Linked DNA regions of Mus musculus: region 1 is linked to region 2. Evidence: chromatin loops called from intact Hi-C (ENCODE). Cell type or tissue: left cerebral cortex. All regions are shown on one strand. Links, peaks and the distances in the headings refer to the core of each region. The heading gives the core; the rest is flanking DNA. Region 1 has its middle 46 kb from the start of Gm41097. Region 2 overlaps Fhit (fragile histidine triad gene).

What was found. A loop is a pair of places that touch in the nucleus more often than their neighbours do. Peaks named below come from ENCODE experiments on the same cell type or tissue, not always from the same donor. Only the 100,000 strongest peaks of a DNase experiment are listed, where the experiment ranks them.
Region 1: it touches region 2 in a loop (2.8-fold over the local background); 7 of 42 quality-filtered maps call a loop at or near these places.

What each region holds. Positions count from the first base shown.
Region 1 is chr14:9,397,028-9,408,181 of GRCm38, reverse strand. No RefSeq gene overlaps it. Among named protein-coding and RNA genes, the nearest start is that of Gm41097, 46 kb to the left of the region's middle. In left cerebral cortex, for the core only: no CTCF peak of the experiment used is centred there; a DNase peak (open chromatin) is centred at 5,791.
Region 2 is chr14:9,638,673-9,649,826 of GRCm38, reverse strand. All of the region lies in intron 5 of Fhit (fragile histidine triad gene), which reads left to right. Among named protein-coding and RNA genes, the nearest start is that of Gm41096, 110 kb to the right of the region's middle. In left cerebral cortex, for the core only: no CTCF peak of the experiment used is centred there; DNase peaks (open chromatin) are centred at 3,348, 4,832, 7,583 and 7,760; H3K27ac peaks cover 412 bases.

The sequences.
Region 1 (11,154 bases), core at 1,205-9,204, 240 kb after region 2:
TGCTCTAAGATCAACAGTCAACAAATGGGACCTCATCAAATTGCAAAGCTTCTGCAAGGCAAAGGATACTGTCAATAGAACAAAATAGCAACCAACAGATTGGGAAAAGATCTCTACCAACCCTACATCTGATAGAGGGCTAATATCCAATTATACAAAGAACTCAAGAAGTTAGACTCCAGAGAACCAAATAACCCTATTAAAAGTGGGATACAGAGCTAAACAAAGAATTCTCAACTGAGGAATAGAAAATGACTGAGAAGCACCTAAAGAAATGTTCAACATCCTTAGTCATCAAAAAATGCAAATCAAAACAACCCTGAGATTCCACCTCACACCAGTCAGAATGGCTAAGATTAAAAACTCAAGTAACAGCAGATGCTGGCAGGGATATGGAGAAAGAGGAACACTCCTCCATTGCTGGTGGGATGGCAAGCTGATATAACCATTCCAGAAATCAGTCTGGCAGTTCCTCAGAAAATTGGACATAGTACTTCCTGAGAAGCCAGCTATATCACTCCTGGGCCTATACCCAAAAGATGTCCCAATACTTATATATTGGGACATATATAGAGCAAGGACACATGCTCTACTCTATTTATATCAGCCTTTTAACAGTCAGAAGGTGGAAACAACCCAGACTTCTCTCAACTGAGGACTGGATGTAGAAAATGTGGTACATTTACACAATGGAGTATTACTCAGCTATTAAAAACAATGATTTCATGAAATTCTTAGGCTTCCAAATGGAACTAGAAAATATCATACTGTGTGAGGTCACCCAGTCACAAAAGAACACAGATGATATGCACTCACTATTAAGTGGATATTAGCCCCAAACTTCAGAATACTCAATATACAATTCACTGACCACAATGAAGCTCAAGAAGAAGGGGCCCAAAGTGTGGATGCTTCAGTCCTTATAAAGGGGAACAAAATACTCATGGGAGGAAATATGGAGACACAGTGTAGAGAAGAGACTGAAGGAGAACTCATCCACAAACTGCCCCACCTGGGGATCCATCTGATATACAGTAACCAACTCTAGACACTATTGTGGATGCCAAGAAGTGCTTGCTGACAGGAGCCTGATATAGCTGTCTTCTGAGAGGCTCTGCCAGAGCCTGACAAATACAGAGGTAGATGCTTGCAGTCAACCATTGAACTGAGCACAGGGTCCCCAATGGAGGAATTAGAGAAAGGACTGAGGAGTTGAAGAGGTTTGCAACCCCATAGGAAGAACATCAATAACAACCAACCAGACCCCCAAGGTCTCCCTGGGTCTAAACTACCAACCAAAGATTATCCATGGCTCCAACCACATATGTAGCAGAGGATGGCCTTGTCAGGCTTCAATGGGAGGAGATGCCCTTGGTCCTGTGAAGGTTGGATGCCCAGTGTAGGGAAGATGCCAGGTTGGAGAGGCAGGAGTGGGTGGGTGGGTAGGGGATCACCCTCAGAGAAGCAGAGGGAGGAAGAATGGGATAGGGGGTTTCCAGAGGGTAAGCCGGGAAAGGGGATAATATTTGAAATGTAAATAATAAAATATCCAATAAAAAATACTTAATGGGGATTATTAAATCTTTATGATTAGGGATCATACTTTTTATTGTTTTGGTCAGCTTGTCTAGGTTGGAAAGTAGAGAGAAGGGGGAATCACAGAATGAACCATTTAAATATATGAACTTAGGTCTAGATCCTGATAAATAATAAACTAGCTCTCATTTATTACAATGGATGTGGATCCTCTGATCTACTGAAAATCAGACCCTCAAGTTGATCTGTATTCAAAGTTTCAAAAGACAGAGGAATGTGGCTCAGTTGGCAGAGTGATCACTAACATGAAATTCAGCACCTAGTAAACTGGCATGGTGGCATGTGGCTATAATCCCAGCTCTCTCAACACCAGGGAGGTGGACCAAGCTGAGTATCCTTGGCTTGAAACTACAAGTTTGAAACTAGCCTGGGATACATGAGACCCTGTGTCAAAATAAAAATAGAACGTTTTCAGTCCTCAGACAGCATGTATAAGGCCTACCTTTAACTCCCAGCACTGCACAAACAAGCTCGGCAGTATGTGCCTATAATGCCAGCCCCTAAGAGGCTAAGATGAGTAGATTGCCAAAAGTTTAAGTCTAGCCTGGGCTACAGCATGAGAGCCTATTTTAAAACAAACAAACATCAAACAACAAATCAAAGAAAGGAGAAAATAAGGCTGAGCACTCCCCTCCTCCCACCACACCCAGATGAGACGCCTTCTAGAATAAGATCCTTGCCTAGAGCCCTTTCGTCTCTGTTAAGGAGCTCGGAGACAATGGAGCCAAGGGACCAGTTCACAGCAAACCTGAGACACAAAGTAGCCAAAAGTGTTGCATCCTGCACATAGGAACTTCTAGATGATTCCGGTTTGATTTCAGCTGGGCCTTCCGATGACCCTTCTTCCTTATTTTATCAACTGCAAGGAGTCACAAATCCAGTAGCCTTCTCCCCTAGTCGCTGCCATTCCGGCTCTTTCCTGATGAGTGAATAAGGCATGCCAAGGCACCATGATGAAGGGGTCACTTAATTTCCGTTTGTAAAGCCAAATCTCCTGTGCTCCCCGTAATTACCAATCAATTTTACATAAATAGCAAAATTAAGTCCCATTATTCTCATTTACCACAAAATTAGAGGAATTAATTAAACATGGAAAAGGGGCCAATGCCTGCCAAATCACCACTTCGAGCAGAGAAACAAATTCTACGCAGGCGGAAGAAAACTGAACGTGATGTCCAGAGACTGGGAAGCGATGTAACTGCAAGCAACCTGTGAATGGGGCAAGTATGTGACACCTACATAGCTCAGTGCTCCAGTCTCACAGAGATGACAAAGAGAACGTAGTCCTCCAATAGGTACAGGGAAGCACCATTTCCATCGCGATAACACGAGTGCAGGGCTCCTTTCTGTTGTTTGAAGAAGGCTTTTCTTGTGTTTGGTCTGGATGGATATCCATTACTAAAGTGCTTGCCTGAGGACCTCCAGCCCTAGTGCCCATGGAAGGAAAGCCAGGGATGATGTGATCCTACAGCCAGAGGCGGAGCCAGGTAAATATCCTAAACAAAGAACTCTGTGAGAGACTCGTCAAAAAAAAAAAAAAAAAAAAAAATTGTACCCGAAGAACACCTGAGGTTTTCCCTTCTAGAAGACTCTTGCTTGATCTCATGTAGGCCTGCAAACACACCTCCACAATTTGTACATCTGGACACACATGAGCACATACACGTACAACATGTACATGCAAACTCTATAAAGGCTGACAAGAAGGCAACCCTAGGATGTGCTTTCAAATCTGTATCTGTCAAAGGAATCACCATGCCCTTGACTGTTGGTAATGAGTCCAGCTAAGCTGCTGAGGCCAGACCTCAGGAGCAGCAGCCCTGCTTTATAAAAGGGTATGGGTTGAATAAGACAACATTTCTGAAATAATTGGAAAGTAGACAAGGAGGGACTAGGGCCAGCTTTGAACTCACATAAATTTGGCATTAGGATCAATGAAGCTCAGATCTTTTACAAAGTTTATAAAGTGTCAGGCTAAGGTCAGTAAATCAGATTCACAAGCCAGCAGAGGTTAAGAAATAAAACTGCATGATTGCCCATATCAATGACACAGCACAATATCAACCATCCCTTAGATAACTCCCTAAATATAATACTGCTCTAATATTTTGGCTACACATTACCGAACCCTGAGTTTTTGTCTTGGGAACACTGCATTGTTACATCTCTGCTAAGCACGTAGGCACCCACCCAGTCTTGTGCTGTGAAAAAAGGCTCCTTTCGGAAATTAGCTGCCCTCTATAAATATGCCATTTTTCTTCTAACTCCATGCTGGAATTATATTTACAAATGAAAAAGATGGCAATAAATATTTTGGACTGTAGTAAGTCCATCTTAGTGTCTGAGCAGTACAGATGGTATGCAGAGAGCACAGGGAAGAGTGTCTGTCAGAACCTACACGTCACCTACATCTTCAAGTAGGAATTGGAAACTTAGTCGCAAAGAGAAGCAACAAGTTCTTCTCCCAAAACCCACTTAGCAAAGAGTGAAACCTACATTACCCATTCTGAATGATCCAGGCATTGGGCGTCCTGTTATTGATGTTTGCATCCAAGCCAAATTGCAGTGAGTCAAGGGTATTGAAGCCTCTGCTGGGCAGATAAGATAGAAGCTGCTCAAGCAAGGAACCGGCCCTGATGCAACAGTTACCAAAATGTTCTCGCTAGAGGCCAGAAGGGTGCTCAGAAGGGGGTTTTCGCCTCTGTGACGTGTCCTGAGTGAGCATGTGTCTGAAGATGTACATGCTTCTAGGACTAGGGGAAAGGCGACTGCTGGATGGAGGAAACGACTGGCCAGCTCAGCCCCAGCCCCATCATTCCTTTCCCCAAGCAGGCACTGAATTTCCTGGGTTCCCTTTCATGCTCTATAGGAGTCTCTCAGTCTTTCTCTCCCCCTCCCTCTCCCTCCTGCATTATTCTCCCTTTCCCTTCTCCTTCCCTGTCCCTGTCCCTCTCCCTATCCTTATTCCTTCTCTCTTCCTCTTCCCTCCCTTCCTCTCTCCCCCACCTTTCTCTCCTTCTTCTCTGTCCCTCATTCTTTCTTTTCTCCTGCCATTCCTTCTTCTCTCTCTTTTAATTTCCTACCTGTGATTCTTTAATGAAATGCTCTCTAATACTCATTGTCTGTGATTTATGAAGTTCATTCTACATATTTGTGAGACAAGAACACAAAGACCCCTGGTACCAAAGATCCTTGCAACTCTACCTGTGTTTCTTTTAACTTCAAATAAAAGAATGGCAATATTAATCCAACATTAGCCAAAGGCAAGTCAGAGAAGAGAAGGAGGAGGAAGAGAAGGAAGAGAAAGAGGAGAAAATGAGGGATTTACATTTATAAAATGTTTAATGCATTCAAAAGTCATTTATAATACATGGATAATATATACAAGACTTCCACTAAGTTACTAAAATTATACATGTGCAAGTCCATACATGGACATGTGTATATGTGCACTTGGAGGCCAGAGGCCAACTGCTGGTGTTGTTCCTCAGGAACACCACAGCCCCCTTCCTACCCCAATTTTTTAGACAAGGCTACTCACTGGCCTGGAACTCAACTAGTTTGGCTATGAACTCCCAAGTATCTATCCATCTCTACCTCCCCAGCTCTAAGATTACTGCCATATGCTATAACACCAACCTTCCCTTACATAAATTCTGGGGCTCAAACGCAGGTCCTTGAATTTACAAGGCAAACATATTCCTAACTGAGGCATCTGAAGTCCCATGAATTAACTGTTTTTTAAAACTTTATTCTCAAAAGTTGTCAGGGAGACTGAGGGTGCCGTCTTATGGTGCTCTCCCTGCTCACCTGATGGTTCAGAGGACTGACAGAGATGGGCCGAGAAGGCCTGAGGATCTAGCACTAGTCAGGCTCCTGTAGGGGCTCAATTATTTGGGGGCAACTGCAATCTCTGCTATTATTTCCACTCTGCTACTATTTCCCAAGGATGGTTGAATCCCGCCTACTTTTCTTGTTTGCTATGGAGCAAGTCAGCATTTGGGTTGGGGCAGCTGTCAGGGTTGGAAGGAGAGGGGTCTGGTCATGCTTCTCCCTGCCACTATGGGCTGAAGGCAAGAAACGATAGACCAAATCCTCCTGTCTTTTGCTTATCTTATTTTGGTCTATTTGTGTATTCATTAACATGCAAGGTTTGGCAACACTGAAGTCTCTGGTAGAATCACAGTTTCTGGGATAAATGCAGAGGCTCTATTATTATCTCCAAGGGAACCGTGAAGTTCTAGCAACAAAATATTACAGACATTGCAAAGAGGAGTTCTTATCAGTATGCTTTGCTAGATGTACACGTTATCTCTGTGATAAAGATTCCAGAAGCCAACAGAGGCAAACTGCTAGGGTTCCCAAGCCCAAGCCCAAATGTCCATGAACTCCACGCAGGCCCCCATCTTCACCCACCAACTGATATGGAGTAATAGAATAGCAAAGTAAGTAGATAACCACAGCTCACAGATCCAACTGGGGGCAGCAGGCAGTCACTAGTACATGAAATACCTGGTTTTAATTTTTTTTAATTGTGGGACTAAGATGATGACATAATTATTTACTCTGTGGTATACCTTTTTGTCATGATCACAGCATCAAGAAATCTAAGAACACTGCCCTGAAGCTTAGAAAAGTTAGCTGAATTTTCAACAAAGAGAAGTCGGTAGATATTTCCCATCAGGGCAGCCTTAAACTATGTTAGTTCTCTCTTTGCCTGCCTCCAGCTTCAGACAGAATTCCACCCACCTGCCCACCAGGTCCTTCAATGTTCGCTTTCTGTGAACCAAATTTCCATTTCAGCCAGTGCCAGAATAGGCTTCTAGGACAGTGAGATTCCTGGTCTGGGGAAATCAGAGGCAAATACACACGCCCATTCTGTAGATTCCTGCTTTGGAGATAAATATTCCTGTTCTTAAAACACAGAGAGGAATCATGTTTCTAAATATTTATTCTCTTGGGCACTATTTTGAAATTCCAAAATTAAAAAAAAAAACCAAACAAACAAACCAAAAAACAAACAAACAAAAACTCCATGCAACTGATAAATATAGAGAACTCATGTGTTCTTTTTGCAGATATACTTATCTTAAAATTTTATTTCTTGTCCATTCCATTAATATTTACTTTTATAAGCTATTGGAGTGTTCTCTCCTCTGTGTTTAGATATCCTTTAGTCTATGCTTTTTCAAAGTAAAGAGGCTTTATTACATACCATGTCATTCAGGACAGGCAACTTTGCTGGGTTGTTTTTACTTATTCTTCAGTGTGTGATTTCAAGGCCTTTTGGTAATTTACACCTATTTAATAAAGATCTTAGGAAAGCTTTTCTTGCATTTTATCTTCTTGTGATTTGTTTATTTTCTAAAACCCTGAACCAAAGATATGACTGGAGTCCTTATCTGCTCAGGGATGTTATACTCCACTATCATGCATTCCTGTCTGTTTTCATCATGGGGGCATAGCATTGCTGTAACAATGCGGTTCCCACTACAGCTCTCAGGCTGGCAGCCTTCTGTCTAAGGGCCAAGGTGACTTCATATCAGATTAGTACTTCCTGTTTATGTGTCTCCTGGCAGGATGACAAGGCAGCATCATAAAATGTAAGAGTTCCTAAGTTGTGGAGGATGGAGGGAAGGGAAGATTAGGGAGTCAGGAGATAAAACTAACAATTATACAAAGACATTGGAGCCAGGTTTCTGAAAACTGATTCTTGTCCATTCCCCAGACTATGACTGTCTCAATTCAGATTTCTGCTTTTGACCTCAGATAGCCCCACTAAAGGAAGAAAAGAAGAAGAAGGTTCTGGCTCCAGAGCCTCAAGTTGCCCAAAGACAGGGGCATGTAATTCCAAGATCTAGTATATCTTACCCTAGTCACATCTGTTGCAGGTGTTAGCCCTGACTCCTCCTACAGGATCCACCTTGGTGGGACCATGCTGGTGCCTTGCAGGTTTCCCAACATTGGGAACCCTTATAGACCACAGCCTTATAGACCCTGAGCATGGGTTTCATTACAACATTTGCATGCAGACACAAATGGAGGCATAGGTCAGAAGCTGAACTAAAATTAGAAATGCTCAGATGACTGGGTCACCTCAGCTGTCATTGGGACACCTGGCAACAGCTCACAGAATGAACTTATGATCCCCAAGTAAATACATGGGATGTGAGGGTTCAAGAGACAGTGTTGGCCTGTCTACACAAAGGCATATGTAGGGGTGGTTCTGATGCTAAGGTCCTATTCTCCAATTGGTTCTTGAACCATCAATAAAGATGCTAGCAGCCAATGAGCTGTGAGAAGTAGAGACTTCGGGGTCCCTTGAGGCCAGCTAGCAGACACAAGAGAGAGAAGAAAGGATTTTTAAAAAAAAACCATACTTCGGAAGGAGAAAATGCAGCTAGCCATGTGAGATCTCAGGTGGATCTGCCATAGGCCATTTCTCCAGGTGGGAGGTTGGGGTGTTGACCTGAGACTGAAGGTGACTGAACAACTGAAGCTAGAGCAGGTTGAAAGGTAATAAGCTAAGAGTATTGGGAAGGACATGCTAGTCATAGTAGATTGGAAGCACCCATCAGTTGAGCCAAGAAGGCAGGTTGAAATTGGGTAATGTGTGTGTCTGTGATTTTCATCCATAGATCCAATATTCTCTTTGGCCAGGGCTGGTAGTGCCACCAATTCCCAGAGCTTAGGCAGGGTAGCTAAAGCTACATGCTACAGATGGCGCCTAACAAAGGACAAGAATCCACTATTAATTTAAGAAATACTCTGATGGATTACACACACAAAGTGATATAAGTCTAGAAGAGGGGAGAATTGGTTTCTCAGCAGCAAAGAGCAAGGAGTCACATGTTGGTTCAAGGAAACTTGAACAAAGGAACACAGGGAATGCCTCAGCTTAGAGATGCTGGGATCCCCTGCTGTGAAAAGAGACAGGATGACTACTCTGAAGCTGACAGCCAGACAGTAAAAGCTGCCTGTTTCCTATAAGTAGGCAATCAAAAGATAGATTTTAAAATTTTGATTTAATTGTTTTTAAGAATAAAAGGGAATATAGATTTTGCGCGAGCCAAGTGAGGATTTTTTTTCTGCAATTCGAAACTGATACAAGAGCTTAATATGAGAGCCAGAGAGCCAGATGGCAATAGCTGCCTACTTCCTACAAGCAGGTGATCAAAGAATAGGAATAAATAAAAATCTGATTTAATTGTTTTTAAAGTAGCAGAAAGTATCATGGTAATTGTTTAACTGTTCCTTAGTATACAGAAGTATTAAGCTCCACAGAAGGGAGAAGTTAAGGAGATTGAATTAAAAGTACTTTAGAAAAGATTGCTAGTACAATTTCTCAATATCTTTAAATATGGTTTACTCATGGGATTTCTATGCCTGTTATGACAAATAAGACCTAAAAATAGGCTTATACAGTAAGTAGACTGAGATATTAAATAATTTAGGCCTTGATCTCATAAAGGTCAAGAAAAGAGACAACAGAAGTACCGTCTCATCAGCTAATGTTTGCTTAGATTGCTTTATTTGCCTTGAATTGTTTTATTAATCAAAATGAGTGTCATTTTGAGCTTGTAGTTATATTAAAATTCATCTGGTAGTGGTTAAACTAAACATTTAATTATTTCTAGTTACTGAACCTAGGATTTGCTATTTTGGAAAAGAGGCTCTATATTCCTGTTGACAGGAAAGGGTAAGAGGCTTTGGACCCCTTCTAGTGTCATATGGATCAGATATAACAAGGGGAGAGATACTGAAAAACTCAAAAAATTCAAGAGAATCAAGCAGGACTGGTAAAGATTCTTCATGCCATCCTTCACATTGCATGCACAAAGACTTAATACAAGTGATTATTCATAAAATTAACTCATAAAAAGACAGTTGTCTTTCACCTGCTCAATCAAGGAACAAAATTTCATCCTTAACTAATCTGTGCACCCTGTACAATCCATTAACTATCTTAATGGTACTAAATTTTGGTTGAGATTCATCTACTACAGAATGTACAACTTTGAACAGATTCATCCTCAGAGATGCTGAACTGACCTACTTGGCCCCTGCTTTTGGTTGCTGAGTAAAACAGCTTTGAGGATGCTGGTGATCCTAGGTCATCTTGCCTCATCTAAACTTTGAGATGGATCCAATCAAGCCCTGAACCTTCTAAATATACAGAGACTAGATAACAGATGCCAAAGCTAGATTTTTTACATCTAACTAATTTTTCTATCCTTCCAACCCCTTTAGAGAATTTTTTTGTCTCCCATTTTCAGCAAGAAGCAGATATGGAGGGTCATCAGCCCAATTCCCTGGACTTGGGTATCTGGGAGTAATGGTTATTTTACAAATTATAGTAGTTGTCATTTTAGGGATAATTTGGAAATAGTCATAATTTTGACCAGGGAGGAAATAAATGGAATGAATTACATGAATTACTAAATTTTGTCTTTGAACAAAACATTGCGTAGCCATACTTTTTTTTTTTTTTTTTTGGTTTTTAGTTTTTGGTTTTTGGTTTTGGTTGTTTTTGGTTTTTGGTTTTTGGTTTTTGGTTTTTTCAAGACAGGGTTTCTCTGTGTAGCCCTGGCTGTCCTGGAACTCACTTTGTAAAACAGGCTGGCCTTGAACTCAGAAATCCGCCTGCCTCTGCCTCCCAATTGCTGGGATTAAAGGCATGTACCACCACTGCCCAGCTTGTGTAGACATACCTTAATTGATAAAAATATTTACAAATTTACAAATTGAATTTAATATTTCTTACACTGGTACAAAATTTATATTGATAAAGATTTAAGGTTTTAATTGATGTGAATTTCTTATATTGACAAAAAACCTTGAGGTTAATATTGTTACTCTTAAATAGACATTGTACTTATATAACTCACTTAAGAATATGAGATTTAGACCCAGTCCTTCCAATAGCAGCTTTAAAAACTGTTTAAGATGAATAAACAGCACAAGTTAAAGGCCAGATAGAAAAATCATAGTTATATTATATTCTATTTTAATTATAATAAAGTACCTTCAATTTACTCAAATAGACATGGCTAGGAGTAGCTAAGGTTTAACAGTTCAAGAGACTCTAGATAGTCTTCAAAAACATCAAAAATCCACCGATTGTGACATTTAATGTCATTTAATCTTTTAACAATGAGACATATATGCTCCAAACAATTTCCCCATTCTCCTTTAAAGAAAAATTGAGTATCTTTACCTCCAGGCAAGGTTGCTTATGGTGGCAAGGTAGCCAAGAGGCAGAAATTGCCTCTTTCATGTGCAGACAAAATACTTTCCAGGAAAAGGAATAGTCGAATGATAGCTCTGCCAATATAGGGTAAATGGTCCTTCATAATCCTGCTTTGCAAAGGTCTGTCAGATCATCCTGGACCAAAAACCTGAAGACAGATGTTCCAACTTTATAAGAAATGAGGGCGCTGTACAGATAGTCAGCTGTCTCTACAATGTTTAAGTTTGAGAGGCTGTGTTTGGTTCTTCCTATATACCCAGGTAATGTTTGAGTCATTCTGGGGTTTCTGACAGGGTTGTAGATCAAAC
Region 2 (11,154 bases), core at 1,294-9,293:
CTAGAATGCACACACATATTGTCTTAGTCCATTGTTGCTGCTGTAACAAAATGTCTTAGCATCCATAATTATTAATCGGAATACACATCATAATGTTGTAGAGGCTGGAAATTCCAAGAAGAATGTATCTGCAGATGCAAGGCCTGATAAGGGCTTGCACTCTGCTTATAAGGTGCTGCATTCCTATTGTGACCTCACATGAAGTTGAAGATGTGTCCTCACATGGAGGAAGAAAGAACAGATAAGACATCAGGGTGCTTCCTTCAACCCCTTTTATAAAGGCTCCAATCACATTACTGAGAGCAAAGCTCTCATGATTTAATCAGTTCTTTTGAACATTTATCTTAATACTATGAGAGTTGTTTTTAAGGTGTGACATTAATTTTGGCAAACACATTTAGGTCATAGCAAATCCATTGACCGAGCAATTGATAAATAATGAAGCATTCATGTTGCGGTGTGACTCCATCTGTGATGGCAATGACAGTCTTCCTAGATTTGTGCAATTCTATGGGAAATTTTCTGGGAAACCATGAGACAATCTGAGAAGAATAGCATCTCCATAGAACGGATTCCATGATTGTGTTTCTATTTTAAAGTTGAAGCCAAAAGCCCGGAGCTCGATCTCTAGAACCCACATCAACCTGGGTGGTGTGTGGTACATGCCTGTAATCTCATTACTGAGGGGGAGAAAGCAGAACCCTGGCATTTACTAGCTAGCCAGATTAGTCTTTTGGGGGAGCTCCAGGCCAACAAGAGACCTAATGGAACACCTGAGAAACTACACCCAAGGTTGTCCTTTTGCAAGATATAAACATACTTGCATAAAAATCCACACATATATATGCACATATATAGCCACATGCAGACAGGTATATGAGCAAGTTTTTCCCATATAAATATGCAAATAACCTCTGCAAATTAATTGCTTAAGGAAAAGAAGACTTGGAAAGCTGAAGGGCTTATGGTCTGTACAAAGCTATGTGAAACACAAAGAACTGGCCTCAAGTAGCGAGAGTAAGAGAGACCATTGATGAAGGGAAGAACTTCTGGAAATTAATTTAGTCCACACCAGGCAGGAACCCACTGACATCAGCTTATAACCTGGGCTGCAGAAGAGAAGAGACAGGAGACCCAAGAGCTTGGTACTTTCCACAAGAGACTGGAAGCTCCAGTCTGCTTGCTGACAGGTGGCCTAATCTGGGGCCCATAAGGAGAGAATAGTTCTGGGCTCACCCAGCAAGCATATTGTTAACAGAAGCTGTACCCAATAAAAGATCTATGTTTAAGCTATAAAATGCAGCAGAATAAGAAGAAACACAGCAGATGGGAACATTTCTACAGTGCTTCAAATCAACAAAGAAAATACTTTAAAAATAACTAGGAGAAACCTCCAGAATCAAAATCTCTCTCTCTCTCTCTCTCTCTCTCTCTCTCTCTCTCTCTCTCTCTCTCTCTCTCTCCCTCTCTCCCCCCCCTCTCTCTCTCTCTCTCTCCCTCCCCCCCTCTCTCTCTCTCTCTTCCCCTCCCTTCCCCTCCCCTCCTCTCCTCTCCTCTCCTCTCTCTCTCCTCTCTTCTCCTCTCCTCTTCTCACTCCTATATCTTTTTTTTATTATTTTTTTTTACCATTGCCATTTTTACTGACTGACAACAACTGACAATTACAATCAATAGGCAGCCTGGAACTAATGCCCTGTCCACACATAAAGGAGGTGACAGTGTTCTCAGATCAAGGACAGGTGGAAAGCTGAGCCTCCTGCATGGGGAAGACTGCTTTATTTGTGGAGAACTCTAGACAGGTGACCAGTTCAGTTTGAGGCCAAGTACCTGAGCTGAAAGTGATCTCACAGACCAAGCCAGAATCCAGAGAGTCTAGCAGCCTGGCAGGTGTTTGAGAGCAGTACAAACTAATTCCACTATATCTGAGGCACTCCCTGAAAGGTCTTTGTAAAGTTTGCACTTACAAAGGGCTGGCAGGGCACATTCTAGTAACAAGTACATCTCCCCCCAAAACTTACTTTTGAGAATTTTGAGGCTTTGGGTTGGTCATATTTCTACAGCTGAGCTATTATTTAGATATGCGTCTGACAGGATTGAAGAGCCAGACTGGGTACCATCCCATGTTTTTGAAGTACAAGTGAGAAGTTACTATTTAGCAGGATCTGGAGATTTATGAAGCCTTCTATATCAATGAATTGCCCTCACTTAAGAGCCACCAGCCCAAATATTCACAGCCTCAAACCTCACACATGCTGTGTGGTTAGGAAAGCTGCTTAGGCTGAGGGTCTAGATCGAGGCTGCTCTGCAGCCCGCATGGTAGGAAGAGAAGGTCGGCTGATCCATAATGGATGCCCTGTGTTCTTAAAGCAGGGCAAAGTGTAGGAGGTTGTTATTCTGCTTTGAAGTCGCCTGTCTCTCTCTTTGGAGTGGATCAAAGCCTCCTTTTATTTATTTATTTATTCATTTTATTTCTTTCCAGAATTCATATAAGCTCTTAATGCAGAGCCTGCCTCTTGATGCACTCCAGGTTTTTTCCCCCTATTGCAAATCCCCTCCCCTCCAGTCTCACACTCAAACAGCATGGCAAGGCACTGTCCTTGGGTTCTCCCACTCCCCACCCTCCACCCTCATTTCTCCTTGTCTTCCCTCTCCATACCTCTCTCTTGCTCCTTCCCTCCCTCTTGTTGTCCTTTTGTCCTATTTTAGAATCATTCAGTAATATTCGGTCTCAGCTTAGAGAAGATATGCACTGACTTTCCAAAGCTCTTGTACAGCCTTATTTTTTTCCTAGCCAAACAGGGATGTTGCTATTATTCCTTTGTTCTCTCCTTTTCTAAAAGAGAAGTTAGATTGGAGGAAAAAACTGTTGTGAATGAGCCCAATGGAATCAGCTTCAAAGTTGCTTTGGAAACTGAAGAGAATGTGAGGCAACATGTATTAGTGGCTTGAAAAGGCTGGAGGACATGTTTTCAGAATATTCTGTTCTCACTGAAGGCCCTGCTTTTTTTTTTTCCCTAAAGGTTAATGCTACAATCTCCATAATGCAGGAAACAATACAAATTGTGCTACCCATGTGACAGAGGGTGTAGTCCACACCTCTGTTTATCTGGCAGAGAGCAAAGATACTGCAGTCTTGTAGGCTGAGGGTTACTGCCAATGATATCCTTTGAATCCTGGCACACAACTCCTCTGGGATAGCAAACCTACAATCTAGGTACACAAACAAGATACATACATCTAAATTCCATTCTTAAATCCTTTAAGCAACTGGATTGTAGGAAACAGAAGATCTTATAGATGGCAATTTAGAAAATTAATTCAAAAACACCATCTGCTAAGCCTCGGTTCTTGGAAAACGCCAGGCTCTGCAGAGAGAAAGGCTGGGTCTGGAGATAGATCTCGGTCTGCGCATATCTGCCCCCAAAGCCTTTTTCTTCTAGAATCCAGGGCGACTGTATCCAGACGATGCAAGGCCTCACCAGATGCTAAGCAGTGTGGTACTGAAGAGACCCTCGGTCTATCTCTGGGAGTCTTGTGTAAGCATTTGGCACCTTGCTTGGGATAGTCTGCTATTCCCAAGATCCCCAGAGTGTTTATTAACAAATACTGCCCAAGAACAAGGCAATTTGCCAATCTCTAAAGAGGACATGGATGTGAATATGGGCAACTTTTCTCTTTAGCCAAGGAATTGACTTCAAGAGAGGGGATGAAAAAGTTCAAAGGCATAAAGCTGATGTGATGGAGTACAGAGCCCATGAACCTTGGGGAAGTGTATACAGTTTGCTGCATATATAGCAGTGCTTCATTATCTCTGTCCAAACTCTTTAGAGGGAATTTACACTATACTTTCTTGTTTCATAGGTCTTATTTCCACTAAGAAAAATAAAGCCTGTATGTAATGCCACATGATCATTGTTCCCATTGATAAATGTTTATGAACATGACATAGGATCCTGTAGCCCACTTCCTCTAAGACCTCAGCACACCATAAAGAATGTTCCTTCCTCCATTCTAAATCATAGTGAGGGAGGATTCCATGGGATTATAAACCCAAAGTTACTATGATTACTGCTGCCAACATTAGATTTTTAATGGAGAAATAACTGCTACATCAAATTATGAAAAATCATACTGAAGATGTAGTTTGTGATAGAGGGCGCCGTCTGTGTTTCAGAAGTTGTGAGACCTTCCTTTGCTAGTCTGTCCTGATTATGCCTGGCCTCAGGGAGAACCTAAGTATACAGGCAAGGAAGGACAAGGGGTGGGGGGAGGGCTTTGCCTATCCTGCTGAGAGGAGGCAGTCATCCACATGGGTGAGGACTACTAACAAACTAACAGTTTGGTAGCCCTGATCCGTTTACAAAACCCAACCTAATTTTTGAATTCCTTTACATCAGTTTCTTTCTCCACGGCATAAGGAACCATGGACTGTGGGTCCTAGGCCTTATGGCATTTCTATTTCTTCCCACCTCCTCACTCCAAACCAACCCAGCAAGTAAGAATATTTGGGGCATTCCAGAGAATCACAAAAATCTGCCTCCTGTCAAATTCTCAACAACCCTCCCAGCTTATTCTTTAAGCTCTGAAATCAACCTTCCTGTTCCAAAGAATATCCCCAAATCCTTGCTCTAGCCTCTCTCTCTCTCTCTCTCTCTCTCTCTCTCTCTCAAAAAGCCATGAATCTGGACCCCACATTTATTATTAAGTAAGGGTTCCAGGACTTATTTCTCTTCACGCCTTCTGCTCTCTGGGAGCGTGCTGACTCGCCTTCTTAAGTTGGCAGGGAAGCATGTGAGGGTAAGGCTTCCTGCAAACCTTCTCAACAGCCAGAAGCCACACATTTCCAAAGTGTAAATATGCAACCCGTGTCTGGAGCCTGAGATGCAGAGTCACATGAAAGTGTTAAAATAAAATAAGGCTGACAGAGCCACTCCATCAGAAGCAGGCAGCGAATGAGATGTTATGAAACGCTTATAAGCCCAGGGAGTAAGGTGCTCAAAGACAATTACCAACTAAACATTTCATTAATGAAATAATGATTAATTATAATCACTAATTAAAATGCAGGATTATGCTGTTGGTTTTGAGCATTAACAGGAGTAATGACATTACCATTTTTAATGGAATTCCAGGAATGAAAATTATAGCAACTCACAGAAAAGACATGGCTGGCAAACGTGATTAGGAGTTATTGTTTAAACCCAGGGGCATAGAATTCTCCCTGCTGGTGAACTTAAGTTAAGTAAGTTTAATGTGGTGTAATTTAATTACTAAGCATAGTTTTCTTCTCAGTGGGAAGAGATACCAGGTTTTTGCTAAGAACAAAAGGAAGGCTGTAAATAGCCCTCAGTGATGGCTGGTTACTAAGGGGGAAATCTAAGAGCATTCAGCTGTCTTCTGCATAATGTTTGAGGGTAGATGCATCCTGAACTCATTGTAAATTTTATTTAATTAATGCTTTGAGGATTAACAGCAAAGCAGACCTTGCAGCCCGGAATATAAAGCTTCTGGGATTACCCAGAAAGTGATTTTCCCCAGAAAGGATGTCCCCATTAATAATTAATGCCAGGCGTTTTCATAAATGTCAGATTCCCACTGCAAGCAGCAACTTGACCCTCAGTAATAAACCATTTAAGATTCATTAAAGAGAAGCATCATTCTTAAACTGCTTGCCATGGCACGTGAGCTCATCCATAATGTAAAATGTTGGCATTAGTTGTGTTAAAAAAAAAAAAAAACAAAAAAAGCCAGCACGTGGCTTTCAGCAGGTGGCTGGAGTTATCTAGAGACCGCTTACTTCTTGCTTCCCTGTAAGGTGAGGTCTGGCATCCTTTGCCTCTGTCCTGGGTCAAATGATTTTGAAAGCAGAGGGGAGCCTCAGAGGAGATCCCGCTTAGATGCACCAACATCACTGGCTTATGGAGCTTCGAGATTCTCTGACTCAGAGCACCAGCCAGTACATTGTCAGGTGTGCAACCGCAGTATGACTGGCTTCTACCCACTGGTGGAATCCCACCTACCAGACTCCCACTCCCAATTGCGACAATAAAAAACATACGAACAATTCATATGTCCTTAGGGACAGAGTCTCAGGGGAATTTACCAGAGTGCATTCACTAAGACTCTCCCGTCACACAAGTGCCTGAGGCTGTGGTCATTCAGAATCTTAGATTATCGCTTTCAGTCACAGCTGTCCACAGGGCCAAAGACATTTTGCTTTTCAATCAGGTCAGGGATAGTAGCATAAGGATTCAAAAGTAGATATCACAGTGGCAATAGTGTGCCATTAAAACCAGTCCTGGTGATCTGCTTTGCAATGTCCCCAAGCTGCTGTGTAGTTGTCCCCATGTGCAAATGGCCATTTCCTTCTCACCATATTCATGGTGGCTAGTGCTGTGGGCAACCACTGTTGTCCTGACTTTTTGATGACTCTAGTGAATGACCAAGACCTTTTCCTCCCTACCCTCCCTCCCTCCCTCCCTCCCTCCCTCCCTCCCTCCCTCCTTTCTTTCTTTCTTTGTTTTTCTCTCTCTTCTTTTTCTTAACCAGAAAATAGTATGGTACCCAAGGAAAACTATTCTCACAATTGTCAAAAGTCTGAAAACAAGTCACCGAAGTTTTTCTTAATAATCAACATAGGATTGGTTTTAAAAAAATACACTTTTAATTTTGTCTGCATACAGGATGCCCCATGCTGTCTGAAATAAATGAGAAAAAATGGATAGAATAAACATGGAGCTCTCTGGAAAGTCACTTGGTCTAACACAGGCAGAGACCAGTCTGGCTTGTGATCTGCCTCCTTTCCGTTCGTAAATAGAATCAACAAGAGCAGTTATATCACAGCCACAAGGTATTTGGTATTCTCAGGGTAGATTGAATGGGACATAAGGGGAGCAGTGTCCTTACGGTTGTCCAGGCTGTGTGACAGCTGACGGGACATAGCCCACACCTCAGGGAGAGCATGAGATGGATTGGTTATTGGAGAAGCAGACTGGAGTGTATGTGCTGACGTCATCTAGTGATAACAGTCCCACTTTTCCTGTGTACAATCACACTCTGGCCTGATAGCAGATCATGGTAAGTAGGAGTCCTTTCTAGTATTGCACTTTGAAGAGGCCTGTTTTAAATAAACCAGCCAAACCGTGGGTTCAGGAATCAGCAAGCAAAGAGCCTGCTTGGCTCACAACCTGTGTAAGACTTATTAATTCAGAGAGTAGAAAGCCTACATGTGCTAATTACCAAAACTACTAATTAGCTTTAATTATAAGCTTGGAAGGAAGTTTAAGTGTGTTGCATTTGATAGGACTGTTGACCTTTTCAGTGTATTTTGGGGGAGGGTTGAGAAGCAGAAAGAAGGTGTTATGAAATTCATCAGAGAGCAATTAATTTAGGTCTTCTGATGAATGTGCTATAAATTAACACATCTGTGCACATCAGTCCATAAGGGTGCTTTAATAGAGTCTTCCCAGTACCAACTCCCAGTGCCTCATCCGGCCAAAAAGAGATTCTCATTTCCTACGTAAAATCTTATTCTGCTACTGTTGCTAAGCAAAGTGACAGGCTGGGCACAGCTCGATGGATGCTTTTATATGTAAATCATAGCTCAGACAAGAGCAGACTTTGACTGATTCTGGAGGGTCACTGAGAGAACCTGTCCTTGCAGACATTTGATGAGATGCTTAGAAATCTATTTCATGCCAAGGTCTGGCAATACTGTCCTGTCAGCCTCTCATCCTGTCATAGTTTCAGTGTCCCTGAGCCTTCCTGGCCAGAGGTTTGAGACATCCCTTTCATGTGGCAGGGATGCTCCATACTGTCTTCTTGCAGCAAGACAGCTTCACGTCTGATATTCCCAGGAACACAAATGACAGGTTTCTAGGATGGGCTTCATAGCCTCTGCATCACTAATGACACCCTTGCTTCCAAAAGCATGTCACAAGCTCATAAATGACATCTGAAGCCAGAGCTAACCAGGCAGCTTGTGGTTGCCTGCTGGAACTGCTGAACTCTGAGCCCCTTTCCTCTAGATCTGAAGGATCTTTGGTTTGGTTCGAATCTCTAGGAACTGACATATGCCCTAGTAACGACCAGAGGGATCTCATATAATATAATAAAAAACCATGATCAACATGGAATAATCTCTGCTTAGCCAGCACACACTTGCCTACAAGACAAGGGGTTAGCTCTGGCAAAGGAGTGGGGAAACAGAGTAAAAAGTTTTGTGGGCTCAGAGATGAGATCCCTAAGAAGGGAGTCATAAAGACAAGTAAAAAGATCTGCCTTCTTCTCATTCTGAAAACAAGGCAAACAAAAGAGCCTGTAGGACATCCTGCCCTAGATACAACCCCTTCTTATTAAGTCAGGGTAGTCACACTGCCCTAGATACAACCCCTTCTTATTAAGTCAGGGTAGTTACACTGCCCTAGATACAACCCCTTCTTCTTAAGTCAGGGTAGTTACACTGCTCTAGATACAACCCCTTCTTCTTAAGTCAGGGTAGTTACACTGCCCTAGATACAACCCCTTCTTATTAAGTCAGGGTAGTTAGAGTGCCCTAGATGCAAACCCTTCTTATTAAGTCAGGGTAGTCACACTTCCCCAGATGCAAGCCCTTTTTATTGAGTCAGGGTAATCAAACTGCCCCAGATGCAAGCCCTTTTTATTGAGTCAGGGTAATCACACTGCCCCAGATGCAAGCCCTTACTAAGTCAGGGTAGTCACACTGCCCCGGATGCAAGCCCTTACTAAGTCAGGGTAGTCACACTGCCCCGGATGCAAGCCCTTCCTATTAAGTCAGGGTAATCAGAGTGCTGGCTAAACTTTTGTTCAGATGTTGAACTCCAGTGGTGATGAAATTTCATGATAAGAATTCATGTTTCCCAACTTTAAAACAGGATGGTATGATTGGATGAGAGCAAGAACCAAATGGAGTAAGCTGTAGGAATTTATCCTCTCCCAGGTCCACAGGCTGTGAATGTTAGGTCCAGCTGTCATTAGAGTTTGATGTTAATAAAGGTTCATGAAAGTTCTGGGGAGCAATACTTCCTTCCTTTATGCTGGTCTCTAGTGGTTGGCTGCAGTTTTCAGTGTTGCCTAGTTTACAGATATATACCTTCAATTTCTGGGTATATTTATATGGCATTCTTCTCTGTATGGATATCTGTATGCCTTCTAATCACCCCAAAAAGATTGAGCACCAGTCTTTAAAGTTATCAATTACCTTAGTCCTGTATTGCCTCATCTTAACTGCATGTGTCACAGATTTTATTTCCAAATGGGGATGCATTGTGAAATACTAAGTAGACATGGATTTTTAATAGCATCATTCAATCAGCTATAGGGTCCTTAATATCTCTCTCTCTCTCTCTCTCTCTCTCTCTCTCTCTCTCCCTCTCTCCCCCTCACTTGCTCCTTCCATCCCTCCTTCTCTCCATCCCTTTCTCTCTCTCTCTCTCTCTCTCTCTCTCTCTTATTAGTTACTTCATTTAATAATCCATGTATGTGTGTGTGCCTGCATAGAGGTCAGATGTCACTCTGAAATAATCAGTTCTCTCTTTTCACTGTAAGGATTTGGATGACTAAAGGAAATTTGTCATGTTTAGGGGAAAGAGTGCTTGCCCACTGGGCTATCTTACCAGCTGCTGGTACATGGATGTTTGTTTTCATGCCATCACAGCTTTTCTCCTGTAGATACAGAGTAGATCTAAATCTCTCACATGGTTTACAGTCATGAGATGAAGTCCACCCTCCCAACCTAGATATGCTGCTTTGACAGCCTTCTGAGCCCCTTGCCTCAACCCCTGTTGTTTGGTATTTATTCAAAACCAATATGTGTCCTCTAAACTGGTTGCTGAAAGGTATGCTTTTAATAGTTTTTGGTGTGTGTGTGTGTGTGTGTGTGTGTGTGTATGAGTGTGTCCGTGTGACCATAAAACATCACTTTTACTCTATAGCCCTTTTATAGCTAATTGTATTGCCCTTATCTTCAGCATATTTATAGATTGTCCCTGAGTTTATTGAGACAAGTCATTGTAGTTAAAGCTGAAGTGATGCCTGTTTGTCCCTGTTCTTCTACAGACCTGGCTATGCTAATGGCTAAAACTATATATCACTCAGCAGAAAGCTGTGCTCCAGGTCAAACATGCTTCAGAGAAGAAAATTGCAGTGTGTCAGGGAAATTAGCAAACAATTGTCAGCAGAAGGGGTGGTGGGGAAAGAACAGGAAGATTTGAGATCAGCAGAAACAGCTACATATCTGGACCTGGTTTATCTTATAGTAAAGACTTCCCCACCCCACCCCCACCCCAGCAGTGTAGAAGGTGATGGGAGGTTAGCCAGAGCTGTACTAGAAGCAGCTCCATCCTTTCTGGCACTTTCCTCATGCCAGAGTCTTCCGCACAGTATAGCTCTATTGTGCAAACTTGTAATCTGCATCTGAACTGGGTACCTCTCCCAGGATCCTTTACAAAGCATGCTGATCGCCTGCAACACTATTTATGGATATGTCATAAAAACATCTTCAGGGCTGGAGAGATGACTCAGTCAGTAAAGTGCTTACAGAAAAAGCTCAGGGACCTAGGTTCAAATCCCCAGTACCCACTTAAAAGCACACATCTGTAAACCTAGTGCTGCAGGGAGGGCAGAAATGGGAGACTCCATAGAGCTTCTGGCATGTTACTCTAACTTTACTGAGAACTTCCAAACTCAGTTAGAATCTGTGACACACAAAAAAAGGTGGAGAGCAACTGAGGAAGACACCTAAAGTTGAGCCCTAGGCTCTACATACATGTACACACAAGTGCAAACACACAAACACAACCCCCTCCCCCATCTTCCCCACACATCAAAAGAACATGCATTCTATTCAGGATGCTATTCATACAAAATACCTGTAACAAGCAAATCCAGAGTGGTGGAAGGCACATTAATGGTTGACAGGGTTAGTGGCAGGAAAGGATTCAGAAAGGATGAGGTACAACTTAATGACTAGAAGGTTTCCCTTGGAGGTAATGAGAAGGTTCTAGAGTAATAAGAGGACTCTAACTTTTTGTCATTGCAATATACTATGATCATCTATAAATGTGTTGAACTTAACATCTATAAATGTGATCATCTTAACGGTCGTGGAATGCACACAGCCTGTGGCCTGCAAGT